2 separate regions of the Homo sapiens genome follow, and region 2 is linked to region 1. A link is an interaction called in ENCODE POLR2A ChIA-PET data of the cell type or tissue named here. Cell type or tissue: A673. All regions are shown on one strand.

Region 1 (8,000 bases):
GATCCTGAAATTAGGAATTTTCTTAGATTTATGGTGAGCTCCTGGTATGATTTTGTGTGGTCATAAATGTGTGTGTGGCTCTCTATATGTGTGAGCATGTATGTGTGAGAGTGGGTGGCAGCTGAAAATCAAGAAGAACTTAAGGCGCCTAATTATTCAGAAAGGTTAAAGGTGATGACCTTGACATTTTGGAAGTTCAAAGGCATACATTTATGCACTTATTTTTTCCTTCCCAAATAAGGCTTAGCAATTTTTTTAATTGCATTTTGAAGTGCATGACTCCTTGGAAGATGCATGGGGTACTGTGCATTTATAGATTTATATTTTGTCTTTGGGCTTAGGAGAGGTTAAGACTCATAAGATTCACTTCACTCTTTTCAGAGAGAGAGCTTTTCTCACTTCTCCAGTTTATTGCACATTGCGGAAATCTCTTTTGGGCCCACCAGAAGGTGTATAATATAACCCAATTAAGCTGTTTAGAACTTTGGCTTTTATGGTGTTGTCTAGACAGTTCAAGGTTTTGTAAACAGCCTGGCCTGGCCCTGCAACATAAAGTGCAGTAGAGCCCTCACCACATTCTTTAACTTGAAGCGATAAATGCCGTGAGAGGGTCTGCAGCTCCTGGCCCTATTTCAGTGGGGGCGGGGAGGGTTTACCTTCCCTACTCCAGGTCCACTTATGACACCAGCAAGCCCTCTCCACCTACTGATGACTTCCTTTTCGAAAACTTCTCCCTTCAATGGAAGTTTCTAATTTTGGTTTCTTCTTTTTTAAGGGACTGTGACTCCTTGTTAGCTTGTAAGAGATCATTTGGATTTTCTAACCAGTTTTTAAAAATGGTTGCTGTCTTTTCAGAAATCCCAAGTTCACTAGACTAGTGGTGGGGGTGGGAGTTTTCTTCTTAGGTTCCTGCTGCCCCAGCCTTACTGCCTGGAGAAGGCAGCGCCAGCATTGCTTGGTCACATCGTCAATTCAGAAATTCATCACTAACATGATTTTTAAAACCAGTGTAACCTAGAGGTGGTGGGAGGGTACGACTACTATTTTAGTGGGACTAAAAAGTATTTCATTCGATTTTCAGTTGCATGGGTTCTGGCCACTAAAATATCCTAAGGAGGCACTAAACCTCAAAGAGGAGAATTCATACAGTGTATTGAAGCTGTAACCTCCATTTTACTAGAAACCATTTATTCACACAAAAAAAGACAGTGACTCATGCCTTGATATGACAGACTAAAAGTACATTTCCCAAAGTTTAAATAACCTGCATTCACCGAAGAGGAAGGAAGGGATCTCTTAAAACTCAGAGCAAAACACCAGCGCCTTCTAGCAACCCCCAACCCGGCCCAACTTCCTACAGACCCCGCCGTGTCCCCACGAGGACTCGGAGAGGGGGAGGGGGAACGACAGCACACTGGCGGTAAAATTGTAACGGGACGTTTGCATTTACCATTTTCCCCTTATTAGGATCCGCTCGGCCAAGTCCCGGCCTCGTCCGCAGGCTGCAGTGGTCGCTGGGAGGTCCCGAGTTGACCGTGGGAAGGAATCGTGAAGTTCCACAGAGAAGAGACGTCATTAAACCCAAGGACAGTGGGCCTGCGGAGAGCAGGCTGGTGGGAAGGAGGGTGGGTGAGTGGGGCTGGGGTGAGGGCGCTTCCTGGAGCTCTCAAAATAAGGGGTTTCCAGTGAAATACTGCAGACGGTCTCTGTTCAGTTTCTTTTCTTTCATCCTGCGATTCTGGAACCAGATTTTGACTTGCCGGTCAGTGAGGTTGAGCATCCGAGAGAGTTGAAGTCTTTTCTCTTTGTTTATGTACACGTTAAAGAAAAACTCGCGTTCCAGTTCGCGGATCTGGTACTTGGTATAGGGACAGCGCTTTTTCCGGGACCGCTGGGGGGCAACTGCAAGGCAAAGAGACCAGGGGGTGAGAGAGGCCGCTGCCTGACAGCCCCCACCCGCCCGCCCGCCCGGGCCACTGAGCGAGGGCCAGGCCCTGGCCCCGTTGGGGACGTTCTCTGCCGCGGCCGAAAGGCCCTGCCTGCGTCGTGGGGGATGATATATGGGCGGGCACAGGAGAGAGTGCGGGCGTGGACATGTGTTCACGCCCGGACACACACACACACACACACACACACACACACACACACAGAGCCTGGCACGGAGGTGGGGAAGCAGAGGGCAAGGCAGGCTCTAAACTGGAACCTGAGGGAACAGAGACAAGAGCAGGCCCGCCGGGGCATCTGCTTGACTCCAGCGGCGCGCGTCAGCTAGCGGCTTGGATAAAGTCCAGTGCAAGGATCAAACTCCCCCCACTTCCCCACCCCCCGCCTCTCTCCCTTAAAAGCAGGAGGCTCCGGTGTATGCACTCACACTGGCTTGAAATCTCCCTCCCTCCCTCCCTCCATGGTATCTAGCAACCCCCTGCCCAAAACTGGGAAAAGGCTCTCGACAGCTATTAATGTCCTCCTCGAAGTCTACCTTAAGCCCACCTAAATTGGTTTCCTACCATAAACACACTTTACAACGGCCCAGGAAATCTTATAGGATGTATAAACCTCTTCGAATGCTTATAAAGTAGCACATAAAAAGGCGCAAGCAGAGGGAGGCCTCCGCCCCCCCCCCCTCCCCCGCGGCCCCCGGGCCCACCGCTTGCCCAGTACCCGGTGCCTACCTGCGCTGCTGCTCTTCTCGGCCCCCGCCTCTCCCGGGGGGCCCTCGCCGTCGCCACCGCTGCCTTCTGCTGCCCCCTTGGGCTCCGAGCCAGGGGTCGCCTTGGTGCAGGGACTGCCCCCGCCGCCACCAGCCCCGGTCCTGGGGTCGCCCTTGTCGGCTGCGCCCTCGGGCTGTGGCGGCGCGGGTGGCGGCGGGGGCTGCGGCCCGGCGAACGGGGGCCCGGGCGCTGCCTCGTAGAACTGGTCGAAGCCCTGTGGCAAGATGCCATTGCGGCCCACCGCGCTGTAGAAGTTGGAGGCGGCGCCCGCGGGGCCGTGCGGCGGCCCCGGCGCAGCGCACACCGGCTCAGGCGCCTTGAAGAGCACGTCCGGCCGGCGGCCCGCGGGCGGGAGAAGCTCGCGTTGCATGGCCGCCTCCTCGGCCGCCGCGGCCGCCGCAGCCGCCGCCGCCGCCGCCGCGTAGTAGGGAGCGTAGCCCCCCGCGCCGCCGCCGCCCCCGCCGGGGCCGCCCCCGCTGCTGCCGCCCCCCGCGCTGCCGCCGCCGCCGCCGCCGCGGTACGGCCACTTGGCGCGCTCCAGGCCGTAGTCGCGGAAGGCCACTTCGCGCACGGGCTGGACGTGCGGAGCCAGGTTGGAAGAGTAGGGGAAAGTCATCTGGCAGGACGACGGTTGGGAAAGGAACGAAGGCTTGCTAGCGAAGTCAGACGGGGCCACATAGTAGGCGCAGCCCGGCAGGTACATGCTGGCTGCGCTCTGGCCGCACTCGTCAAAGTCGTTCATGACTCCGCGGCGTGCGCGCCAGCGAGCCTCTGGCCGCTCCCCGCGCAGCCAACCTGAGCCATCGATTGCACAAGAGGCTTGGGCCAGGATCAACTAAGCAAAAATCCCCACCGGGCGCTGACGTGCAATTCATCTTGATTGATTCTGGTGGTAATTATGTCACGTGACGCCATGAAGAGAAATGTCCTTATATCTATATCAACGCTCGCCAACACGCCCCGGGACGGCTCCTGGCGCCGAGACGCGCGCGCTGGGGGCGGATCGGCTGCCCTCTGCCGCCAGCTCTCCCCGGGCGCTCCCTGACCAGGCTGCGCCTCAGGCCGGTCACCTGCGCGCCGCTGGCCGCTGTCACCGCTGGGCGCATCTGCCACCGCCCGAACGGGCCGCCCGCCCGCGTCCGCCCTCCCGCGCCGCTTTAAGTACGCGGACCGAGGCCGGCGGGGAGGAGGAAGGAGGGGGAAGAGGGGGAGGAAGGGGGAAGGGAGAGAAGCAGCGAGCAGAGGGGGGGAAGCCCCGGCTCCAGGCTCCCTAGAAGCTAGGAACTAGGTGTGAGGGTGTGAGGTTCCGAACCCCACCCCCCTTACTGCAGCCGCTCCCTCCCCCGCGACTCTGCCACCCTCTGCAGCTCACCCGCCTGGGAGCTTGTTGCTTCTTGTTCACCGGGCGGGAGTAATTTCGCCACTCTCCAGGGCGCAGGGAGCCCTGATTTACATATTTTTCTGCCCAGCGCGTTCAGAGTGGAGTGACTTGGCTCTTTCCGGTTCTGACCCCAAGGGTGCGAGTGCTGGCCTCGGAAAAACCCAGGCCATTCACCACCTAGGCACTCACCCAGGCCGGGGCCTTCGTGCCCACCCGGCTCTCTTCCCTTCTCTCTGGTTTCCCTCTCTGTTCTTGTCTCTCTTTCTCCTTGCCTCGTTTCTCTTCAGTCTTCTCCCTTCTCTCTCCTGTCTTCACTTCTCTCCTTCCTCTTCTTTTCCGCTTTCCTTCTTCCTTCCTCTTGCTTTCCTGTCTCCCTTCTCCTCTCTCTCTCTGTCCTCTCATCCTCTCCCCTCCTTTCCTCTAAGCTGTGTGTCACTGTCTCTGTCTCTCTCCCCGTTGCCTCTCTGCCTTCTCCTTCAGCACTGAAGCCAGGAGGGGGCTCAGCCCGTGGTCCCCAGCCTCCCTAGAATCTGGGGAGTCTGGTGAACAAAAGGATCTGGAGTCCTACTCTTAGGGTGCTTGGCTTCCCGCTGGCTCCCCACAAGAGACAACCCCCACACACTCGCACCTTCGTCCTCCTCACCCCTCTGCTTTCAGGCCTAGCCTGGGTGTCCGCCTTATACCTAGACCCTTCACTGCTTCGGAGCCCCGCCAAGGCCTGCGAATCCACGCCGCGTTTCCCCGAGGCTCTTCTGGTACCCTTGGGTCTGCATGGTCACTTCAGCCCCTCCCCCAAGATAGGTTGTCTCTCTAAGGGCTCTCAGCGGAGCCTGACTCCCTCCTGGAGCCCCTCTGTGTCACCTGGCTCTGAGGCAGACTCTTCGTGGGGCACCCCATCCACTCCCCCAAGGCCTCACTCTCCTCCCAGCCTGCCGCGACCCTCTCCTAGCCCATGGGTCCAGGCAAGGCCTGGGATCCCACCTCCGAGTGAGCAGACGCTTTTCAAAGGTAAACCGTCTCTTCCCAAACCCAAATCCCAGAACCGAGGGCAGGAGGCTGCCCCTTTCCCCAAGATTCCTCCGCCCAGGCAATCCCAGCGCTGGGGCCTGGGCCTCAGTCCTATACCCAGGGCAGGCGGCGCTGGCTGTGATGCTGGTTCCCTCCCTGGCCCGGGCTGCTGCAGTGCCGGTGCTGTGCGCTCTGCCCACCGTGCGGACAGACAGAGAAAAGGCGGGTGGTCTGAGCTAATATCTATTTTCTGGCTGATGTACCCCCCCTTCCTCTTTTTCTCCTCCCTCCCTTTCTCCCTTCCTCTCTCCTTCCTCCGCCCCTTCCCATGTCTTCTTCCCTCCCCCAACACTGCGCAAATAGGTCTGTGGCGACTGGAGGGCATCGAGCCTCCCCCAACTAGAACTGCCCATCTTGTGTGCTCCCTCCCCGCAGCTGGCACCCCCGCCCAGATTCCAGCTGACATTCTTCTCCTCAACCCAGACCCCCAGCACACTTATCTGCCTCCCCATCTCCATCCCAGGCCCAAGCCTCTCCCTTTCGGGCTCGTGGTCGACGCCCCTGGATCTCTCTCCTAAAATGGCTCCCTGGACGCTGCACACTGGCCCTGCGGTAGCTCAGGACCCAGGGCAGCTGCGAGGACTTCAACCCGGGTCTTTATGTGTCTGGGGATTCGCAAAATTCTCGCACCTTCTCTCTACTGGCGGCACGGGGTGGGGTGCAGGCAGCCCGGCGCCCCCAGTATGGAGCCTGCTGACCGCCGAAGAGGGAAAAGGGGAGGACGAACCATTCAAGTTCAACGACATGGCGACGGCAGCTCCGGCGGGAGCAGCGATTTGGCGGGGGAGGGTGAGCCATCTGCAGTGGCGCGCCGGTGCATAGGGGAAGGGGGCGGCCGGCCCCTTTCGGCTCCTTAGCGCGGACCCTTGCCCCCCGACCCACTCCACAACCCAGAGCGCTTTCATTCCAGTCCCAGCCCGCTTGGCTCTTTGGCCCCAGCTCCCTCCTAGTTCCTACCCCCATTCCCCAAACCCAGGGAAAACCGCAGCCTCCGGACCCGCGCGTCCCGCTCGAGAACCTACCGTGAAGACCCCGACTCTGTGGCCTTGTCCTTGCCTGCGCGGCCCCACCCGAAACGCAGGGAGCGCACCAGGCCTTCGGGGCGCAGCCAGCCGCTCCGCGAGAAAGAGCTTTCCGCACAGCGCCAGGACGCGATGCGGTGATTTTGAGTCACCCAAGATAAGACACTAACTTGACCTTAACTTTGTCAGGGCGCCCCTGGTATCTGGAGAACGTGAACAGACACTGTCTGGCAGCTCTCGTAAAAGCTGACTGGGGAAGGGATTCTGAGTCATTTCATTTATTGCCACTACAGTTCTGCAAGAAAGCTTTTCCTCCCTGCCAAACTTTAATTATTTATGCTCTTTTAAGAAACGAAAGAAGAGAAATGCAGGGAAAACACCCAGAGCCAGTTCCTTCCCTACAGAGCCTTCGGAATGGACTTCTTAAGTCAAGCGACTGGAGAACAAAAATATGGGGAGATCACCTTTGTCTAAGGACAGTGGGGCAGTCGCCTTGCCCTCCCCCACTATCACTGAGGGGGGAATGCAGCTGGGAGAGGCGGGTGAAGGGTGAAGGGGCATCCCCCCACATGAATATTTACAACGGTTCCAGATTTCTCTTCCACCCGCCGGCATCCCGGAAGCCTCCTCAGCCCGCCTCCCTGGGGGAGAACCCCCAGGCCTTAAAAGCGTCCCCCCTTCCCCGCCGCCCTCTGAGTTCCCAACTGATTGAATGCCAGATGAAGCTGTTTTTTTCTCGTTTTAAAACTGTTTTCTTGGTCAAGAGGCCCGCTTGGACTGCAGCATTTCAGAGGACACATTTGTCTTTCTGAAGGGAATGTTGAGCACTCAGATTTTAGCGTCCTTTCTCTTCGGCTTTTTTTTTTTTTTTTTTTTTTTAACAAATTTCCTAGTGGTTCCAAATCTCTGCGGGAACCCGGGCTATGGAAGGAGACACCAGAGTCTTTGTATTTGTGTGAAATAGCAAACGGGATAGATTTGGAAAAGACTGCTGAACCAAGAGATACGCTTTTATATTTAGAATAATTTAATTTTCTTTGAGGAGTGATCTCCATGAATATCCCCTCCCCCCACTCATCCCAGGCTAAAGGGAAAGAACACGATGATTTAATGATATATTTTGGAAAGAAACGGCCTCCGTGTTTTCTGTCTTAAGGCCTGGATCTGAGTTCATATGCTTTCCTCCTCCTTTCCCCAGCCTTCCGAGCGCTCAGTGCGGCTTCAGCCTTTGTTCAGTTGTTTTTGAGGAGGCAAACCTCTGAATGCAGACTCAGACTTGGAGATCCTGCTCTGGGTACCATCGCCTCTATGTGCCCAGCCAGGTGGAGAATCCTTTTGAGCCATAGGGCCTTGGCAGCTCTTGCTTCTTTCTCTCCTATTGAATATATATACATATAGGTATATATAGTTGTGTGTGTGTATACAATTAAAGAACAATTAAAAATTTCAATTATACACCAAATTTGCTTCTGGGAAAGGGAGTTGAAATGTTGAATATTCAGTGTTAGTGATTTAGTGGTTTTGCTAATTCTTCCTCTAGCTAAAAGCTAGTTTCCACCTCCACCAGCTAGGAGCTTGTTTTTGCAAGAAAATGAGTAGCAAGCAGGCCCTGAATTTCCTGGACTAAGCTAGAGGTTCAGATGGACTAGGGAGTTTTGAGGCCCCATTTCCCAAGGGAGTCTGCTGGGCGCCTGGTAAACCTGCTGGTATCAAGGATTTAGCAGGACATAGCCGGTTCCAGAGAAGTCAGACCAAAATTCGGTGGAGACAGACGTTTTGTTTTGACATCTGAAGAACCTCAAATCTTTACAGACCCCG
Region 2 (8,000 bases), 550 kb before region 1:
AGATCACCATAACAGATACCATAAAAAAAATCTGTGAAGCACAACAAAGCAAAGTGCAATAAAATGAGGTATGTCTGTCCATCACTCAAGTGTATGCATGGATAGGAAGAGTTGGCCCGCAAGGTGTCTATCACCTGCGATCAGCATGGTCTGAAATTTTCAAACTTCCTTTAGCTCAGGAATCCTGTTGTGGCAGCCTCTATTGGTTAAGGAACCAATAGTCATTCCCTTCACTCCTCCCTTTCTGCCCTCCCACACCAAATCTCAAGCAACCACGAGCTTTACGTAGATAGGGGTTTTCTTCAGACCCAAAGACCAAAGTTGAAGAATCCTATCCAGGTGTTGAATACAAATGCCTGAACCAACATCCAGATGTTCATTTTAGTGTCTTAACTAAACTTGCCAGGGCTACAGCTGCCCAGGCACAGATTATACAACCAGCTTTCAAAAGGGATTAACCTCGACTTAGGTGCCAGGTAAGTCAATACTCCATCACCACATTTCTAATAATTGTTTCAATACATAAGTGTGAGAGACTGGGTAAGTGCGATCCAATTGCAGTGAGGAGGAAAGATAAAGACACAGCTAATCAGGCACTCACACTTCCTTCTTGAAAGGATGAGCATAGGGGACCAGATTCTGGCTACAGGGAAACCCAGCTGGACCGCCTTAGCAGCAGTCATGATAAGACAGGACCAAATTTGTTTGTATGTTTTTTTTTTGCTTGCTCACATTTTAATGAAAAAAAAGGTATTTCCTGTGCTTTTTGTGTTTTTGAAGATTTTCAGCATCAAAATCTTATTGCTTTTGTTAGAAAAATAAACCATAAATATTTTAATGGTACAAACTTTGAATATGATAACTATTGCTCCTAAGACTATATGAATTTCCCTTAAAATATGATACACAGTTATATATATATATGTGCATGCATATATATTTTAAAAGAACCAGTAGATAGCACAGTACTTTAAAGAAAAAAAATGTGAATATTGATTTTTTTTCCCTAATGAGATATTACCTGGGAATCACAGCCAAGGTGAGACTATTTAGACCACTTGATCATTAACCTTTCTCCATATGTAAGTTCACAGACATCCAACTATAGAATGTGGTTACTGTATCTAAAGGGACCTCAAGTCTAATACAAACCCTTATTTTGAAAATGAATATTTCTATCTTATTTCTAAAGTACTCCAAAAGTTCTTAGGGCATCCTGTTCCCACGTTCAGTCACAACCACAGGTCATCAAGTCTTCCTGTGTCTTAAAAACACATTTTCTCCTGATGCAGTCTAAACCCATTTTCTTCTGTTCAGTCCAGTGAGATGGAGAAGGTTGACTGGTGTTCTGCAGAGTTCCACCTCACTGCCCATAGGTTGTTAATTTTGTCTCCCTTCAGCCTTCTCTTCTCCAGAATAAACAACCCACCTCCTTTCCTTGTGTACATAGTCTCCAATCCCTGTCATCATTTTCCTCTTCTATACGTGGATTCTATGCAATTTTCCTGCATATGTTTTAAGTTACAGACCCAAAGTGTAATATTCAAATAAAAGCCCAACCTACAATAAATTTGACACAAGGGTTATTTCCTAGCTGCAAATAATACTTGTCTTAACACAGCCCGGGATAATATCGCTTTCTTAATGCCATCACTAGGTTAATGACGCATATATTTCTGGAATGCCAGATCTTCTGCAGCCAAGTTTGTGTCAAATTATACCCTCTATCTAGACCCTTCTCCTACCATCTATTCTCCAAAGGAAGTCATTATTAATAAACTTACATTTTATTTCTTCCAGTGGTTTCTACTTTTAACTCCAAATAAATAATATGCCTGCATCTCTCTTTCTTGATTTTTCAGTCTTAGGTAGCCAGTACCTGCTGACTTCTCTGCATGAAAGATGAAGAATTTCATTCATTTATATGCCTTCCTTCCCTCCCCACCTGCTCCCCAATTTGGGCTAACTCATGATTTTTTAGTTCTTCAGTTGGATAGATGTATTCATTTCTGGATCTAGCAGCTTTAGAAAAGAGTTATTGACCTTAATACTCTCAGATAAGAAAGTTAACATACCTCATCATCTCTGGACTTCTGTCAGGGTATAGCTCTATACTGTCAAAGTTTATAATATTTATATTTTGTTTTATAGATATTATGACTACTGATATTATGGAAATGTTATTTATTACAGATACAGGAAGAAAATTAATCCTCTGTCACCAACTCATGCTATTCAAAATAGAATGTTCTAAGCATCACAGTCAGTAAAATACATTCTCTTAAACTCTAACAAACTCTCAAAATCATGCCACAATTTAGTTTACCTGTTATTTGAGTCCTGGATTTTTAGGCAGTGCTATAAATACTACAACTGGTTACAAGCAGTTAATTTAACAGATTAACTTAAGAAATTTGTTGGAAGGATATAAGGGTCACTCTCAACTCAAAGGAAAAGCTAAGGATTAAACATTAAAAGCAATGGTAAAAAACGCAATTACTTTTGACCAACGTAAATACAAACTTTGAAGATCTTTATACTATTAAACTAGAGAGAGAGAGAGAGCGAGTGAGCGAGAGAGTGCACTCATTACTGGAAAAGGGCATCTTACTGGCCCAGCTTGAATCACAAACTAGGTAGGGGCAGTGCCCCTCGACTAAGAGTCTCATCAAGGTTGCATGCAATGGTGAAGGATAGTTCTCAAAACAAAATCAAGATGCTGTCACCGGAAGAATAGAATCAGGGTAGACAAAACAACAGCATCTATTGCTTCCAATAGCACTTATCACATTTTCATTAATAAACAATTTGGGTAATTTTCTGTTTGATATTGTCCTTCCCAACCAGATTTTGTGTTCTATAAAGGAGAAGTTACATAGAGCATTCATTCTCTTAATTCACGTGCCTAGTAGTGTCTGACAAGTTACAAGCACTGACTAAACAGCTCTTGAATATTGTTGAATAAAAGCCAAGGGTTTCCAGGATGCACTGCCTAGACTATTTGTCATAGACTATTTGTATTATTTTATTTTAATAACAAGTATTTTCAGATGGCTGAATTACATATTAAAGAAGGGACTACTCTTTCCAAAGGCACGTTATCATGGAGGAATACAGCCTAAGTTTTCTATTACAAGTATTGTAAAAGAAGGGCACCTCTCCAAACTTTTGGATCATGGCAGGATACCATGATCTTGTCTGCATGCTACCCACACAACTGATGGTGTACAATCACCTGATCCAAAGAATTAGCCAGCAGTTTAAATTTTCATTATTCACTCAGGATGTCATAGTCAACAGCCTGGTGATCTCTGCAGTCAGGACTTGGTAATAGCACTACATAATACCTGGTCTAATATCTCCTCTGCAAGGACTCAGTCCTTCTCCTGACTCCTCTCCATGCCATCTTTCCCACTTCTTTCTTCTTCTTCCTTCCTTCTCCTTCTCTCTTCCTTCTCCCTTCCTCCCTTCCTCCCTCCTCCTCCTCCCTTTCTATCTTCTACATTTTTCTAGCTTCTACATTTTTCTCTGTGTTTCACTGGCACTCCTCCTCCCTCTGTGTTTCACTCCCCCTCATCCTCCCTCCCCCTCTCCCACCCTTTCCCCTCCTCCTCCTCCTCCTCCTCCTGAGACAGAGTTTTGCTCTGTTGTTCAGGCTGGAGTGCAGTGGTGCAATCATAACTCACTTCAGCCTTGATCTCCTGGGCTCAAGCGATCCTCCTGCTTCAGCCTTCCACGTATTTGGGACCACAGACATACACCATCAAACCTAGCTAATCTTTTTTTAATTTTTTTGTAGAGATGGAGTCTCATTTTGTTGCCCAGGCTGGTCTCAAACTTCTGGGCTCAAGTGATCCTCCTCATCCTTGGCCTCTGAAAAGTGCTGGGATTACAGACATGAACCATGGCATCCAGCCCTTGCCCACTTCTTAACAAACTGGGTGATAGTTATTTTTTTACAAACTTGCCTCTCCAACTAAACTGTGGACCCCATGAAGGAAGGAAGGAAGGAAGGAAGGAAGGAAGGAAGGAAGGAAGGAAGGAAGGAAGGAAGGAAGGAAAGAAGGGAGGGAGGGAAGAAAAAAGGAAGAAAGGAAGGAAGGAAGGAAGGAAGGAAGGAAGGAAGGAAGGAAAAACGGAAGGAAAGAGAGCTTTAGTTCTCTAAGCTGTAGAGAAAATTTAAGTTCTTTTTCAAAGAACTTAAAATTCATGGATTAGTCAGAGGGGTCTAATATCTCTAAATCAAATGATGACAAAAGAAAAAACAAAGAATGCAGAAATTATCCTCTTCCAGGGTTTCATTCCTTTATGTCAATCAAGAAAAATGTTAATAAGGAGGGTTCAGCAGGGGTCAGTAATTCCTCACTGATGTCACAAATTTAGCTTCACTTTTCAGAGGCTGTTCGTGGCCATGCTTGTGAAATTTGTAACTCACCTCTAGACAATAACTAATTATTACTGATTACTATGAAATAAGTCAACAAAGATTTTCTTGTTTACATTCTTATCAGACTGTATCAGAACCATCTGTTTTCAAGTTTGTTGTTGCTGGGTGTTTTTTTTTTTATCCCAAGGGATAGATTCTCCATATTGTTCTCTGAATATATGCATGCAAAACTGCCTTTTAATGCACAGTTGCAGTTTTCACTAAAACATTTGGGTAGGGGGGAAAAATCACATATGTTTTTGTGAAAGATGATGATAATAATTAGGTATCTTGCTGAATTTATTCTATCTTCAAATGAAGGATATGTTGGGGTCTGTCCCATCTCTAATTACCATCTCTTCGTTTGCATGGGGTGACTATTGATTTTGCGAAAAGCACATATGTGGAGCTTTCGACACTAAAGTAACTTCAACCTGGAAAACACAGTAAAGGACTCCATTAATATGAGAAAGAGTCTACAATTTTAAAACAAGCAATATGTGACCCCTTTGCTCCATTGTTCATTGACACCAATCTCCTGTGATACAAGCAATAACTTTGTTCCATTGTTAAGGAAGCAAGAGTGTAAGATTTTAAATACTGGTACTCACCAAGTTGCTACATGGCTTTGGGCAAGCAATTAACCTTTGGTGTCTCAGTGACTTCATCTGTAAAATAGGGATAGGGATTTTACACAGGTGTGATGCCTGGACTAATTAGTATAATTATCATTATTGATGGGAAAATAATGTTAGTCATTGATATCCCATCTCATGTTAGCACCTGGAGAATCACATATTTTCTCTATGTTGACTCCATTTTATAGGAGTCTGTAAAAAAATGATGACAAAAGCTACATATGAAAACTGGGACAATACAGTTAAAAAGGTCCATATCCACATAGGCTCATATCCTTAATGGATTATTTTTGAATTTGCATTTATCATTTAGATGCTTTCTAAAGTCAAACTGAACACATAAACTATGAAATTACAAGGAAATTTTTCAAGGCCCACATTCAACTGATAAGCTTCCTTGCAGCAAAATGCTTTCCAGTTCATTCACAGGTAACACCATGAGCTACTATAGAAGTTTAGGGTTGAGCAATAGAATTTAGGGTAATCAAAGTCAAGTAAAAGTATACACTGAAGACATTGCTCATATAACATTCCAGGATCCCCACTTGTGTGTGTATGTGCCCCGAAAGAACCCCAGCTCAAACAGTTAGGGACCAGGACAAACAACAGAGCTACATGAGAAGCCAACTCTGCAAGACTGGGGTCATTGAAGCTGGGGACAGTAGGGTGTCCTTATGCCAGAGCATGGGTAACAACTCATGGGGCAAGGAAAGGGACATGTTGAGAAAAACAAAAATGGCATTTCTCTTGGGGTTCATCTAGGACTCCTAAGTGCACTTACTATGATTCCTAGGTCAGGATGAAATAACTGCTTTAAAAAAAAGATTACCTCTACATGTTGGCAAAAGTGCCAGTGAAACACAGAGAAAAATGTAGAAGACAGAAAGTGCTCAAAAGATCAGTACTCAACACTATAACCTTGTATCCCTTACCATAGACTCATGTTCTTTCTAGGTCCAAAATTTCTTCTTTTGGCTTTAGTTCTTCCCAGCAGAAAATTCTCTTTTCTTGAGCTCAGTAGATGTCAAGCCTCAAATCTCCAATGTCTCCAAAGAAGCAGCCCTAAATTAGCCTCTTCACAAGTCATTCATACTAAGGACCGTAATCTTTTCCTCTATATTTGCCTCAAAATTATGGGCAACAACTTCCAAATGGAAACGCTGAAGCTGTTGCCATTTTCCTATTATCCTCACCTATCATATGAAACATAACAATTAGCATTTTTAGCAGGATTGAAACTGCTAACACAACTTCTCTATGTCTTACACCATTAAACTTGATGAGAAATCCCTTCATGATTAACATTCATCTCGCTGTATCGTGCTTGAAGGTTAATAATATCTACCATCTCCTGAGAGAGGGGGAGGGGAGCTCATTTATCAAATGAATAGCCGAGTGAGGCAGCCAGGAAAGGAAATTCCCCCCTCAGTCCACTAGAGGGTGGCTTGGCAGAGCCAAGGGAGGACGGCCGAGACAGAGAGGCACAGACAGCTTCCTGTCTTGTTCGCCTGCACTTTAGTTGGTAAGAAGAAGCAACATTAGTATTCATTGCTTTCTATTCCTCACCCTGGGTAGGCTTTCATTTCTATTACAGACACTTTACAAATGCCAGAAGTCAGCGCTGGCTGGGCCATGGCGTGGTGAGGGAAAAAAAAACTATAGAATTAGACTGCTTAAAAGAACATCCAGTCTAATTTCTTCTAAATCAACACTGGGTGAGATAAATACATATGTATTAACAGATCCTAAGTTTAAAACTTTCATAGATCATGTAGCAGTATGTGTGCACTTCAGATATGGATGTGGAGTGAATGTTGCATGTACATTATGGGGAATTATACATAATGCATAAAGAAATGTACCTAGCCTTTAGCACACCAGCTGTTTCTGCTTATAAGCCTGAGTTATCCATGAAATGCAGTAGACATTTTGTAGTAAATATCCTACTTGGTTGACTTTTTTTAGGCCTAGTCATCTATGCTGATTTATAGAATTAGGAAGAAATATAAATTTTAGCAATGAAAGATAGAATTTTAAAATTTCCCATATCAAAACATGTTGTGTTCTGAGAAAGAAGAGATGAGGAATTAGCCTGTTTTCGTGGTCTCTACATAGGTGATAAAGCAAAAAAGAATACGTTTTTCCTATCTGTAATATTGTTCAGTGTAGCAAACCCTTTTGCTTGTTACAGTACAGCAAATGGAGTGTTTAATTTGGGATTCAATGTAGTCTAGAGTCAAGGTGCAGCAGTTTTATTACAGAAATACAATTTTATTGGAGGCTGAAGATTTAATTTCCACCTTACGTAGAGAGCCATAAACGGCATGCCTGTTTTACATTTTGCATAGTATTTGATATATGTAATTCCTGGCCTAATTTTAGAGTTTGAAAAGGTGGAAGAATCACAATACGCAGATTCAAATTCTTCAACACTTCAGCCACAGATGACATTTTAAAATGAACAATTTTCTGTTTCTTAGTCATGGATTTGAAACCCTTGCTTCCCTCCCCGGAGCTCTGCACCACATCCTTTTCAGGTCTTCCTAACTAGGTGAGCCACAAAGCCACCTAAAGGATGCCCTCGAGTCGGAACAAATGCTTTCTTTGTTTAAATCTGTCTACTAGATGGCATTCTACTAAAACCTAAGATGATCAGATGATATGGATAGTTTGTCATCAATTGTACCTAGTATCTGTTAGGGTCATCTGTTAATATCTGTTCAGATGTATGTATTTTGAATAAAATAATTTGTAAACATATTGGAATGACTGAATGTGAAAGAAATAATCAAATAATGTTAGCTGTAAGCCTATATCCACACTGGAATCCAAATTTGGAGGATTTTGTCATTCTCTTTCCTTCAAACATATTCATTTTAGGAGACATACACACACGCACACGCGTTGCTCTTCCATCTGTTTGCCTTTGCAGCATT

Evidence for each region. ChIA-PET counts read pairs that join two places held together with the same protein. Peaks named below come from ENCODE experiments on the same cell type or tissue, not always from the same donor. Only the 100,000 strongest peaks of a DNase experiment are listed, where the experiment ranks them.
Region 2: POLR2A ChIA-PET joins it to region 1 with 17 read pairs; 2 of 35 experiments call an interaction of 5 or more read pairs at or near these places.

Annotation. Positions count from the first base shown.
Region 1 is chr2:176,102,809-176,110,808 of GRCh38, reverse strand. HOXD11 (homeobox D11) reads right to left here and starts at 3,529. Exons shown (of 2, transcript NM_021192.3): 1 at 2,673-3,529; 2 at 1,055-1,902. The coding sequence starts at 3,453. The coding sequence ends at 1,667. RefSeq lists an enhancer at 5,673-6,659. In A673, a CTCF peak has its summit at 6,338; DNase peaks (open chromatin) are centred at 2,278, 3,578, 3,978, 5,368 and 6 weaker places; H3K4me3 peaks cover 7,304 bases; H3K27ac peaks cover 7,712 bases.
Region 2 is chr2:176,652,558-176,660,557 of GRCh38, reverse strand. LINC01117 (long intergenic non-protein coding RNA 1117) reads right to left here. Exons shown (of 4, transcript NR_110599.1): 3 at 5,038-5,094; 4 at 4,600-4,860. Among named protein-coding and RNA genes, the nearest start is that of LINC01117, 19 kb to the right of the region's middle. In A673, CTCF peaks have their summits at 3,385, 6,488 (motif pointing right) and 7,827; DNase peaks (open chromatin) are centred at 3,617, 3,937, 4,297, 6,507 and 2 weaker places; H3K4me3 peaks cover 5,491 bases; H3K27ac peaks cover 7,849 bases.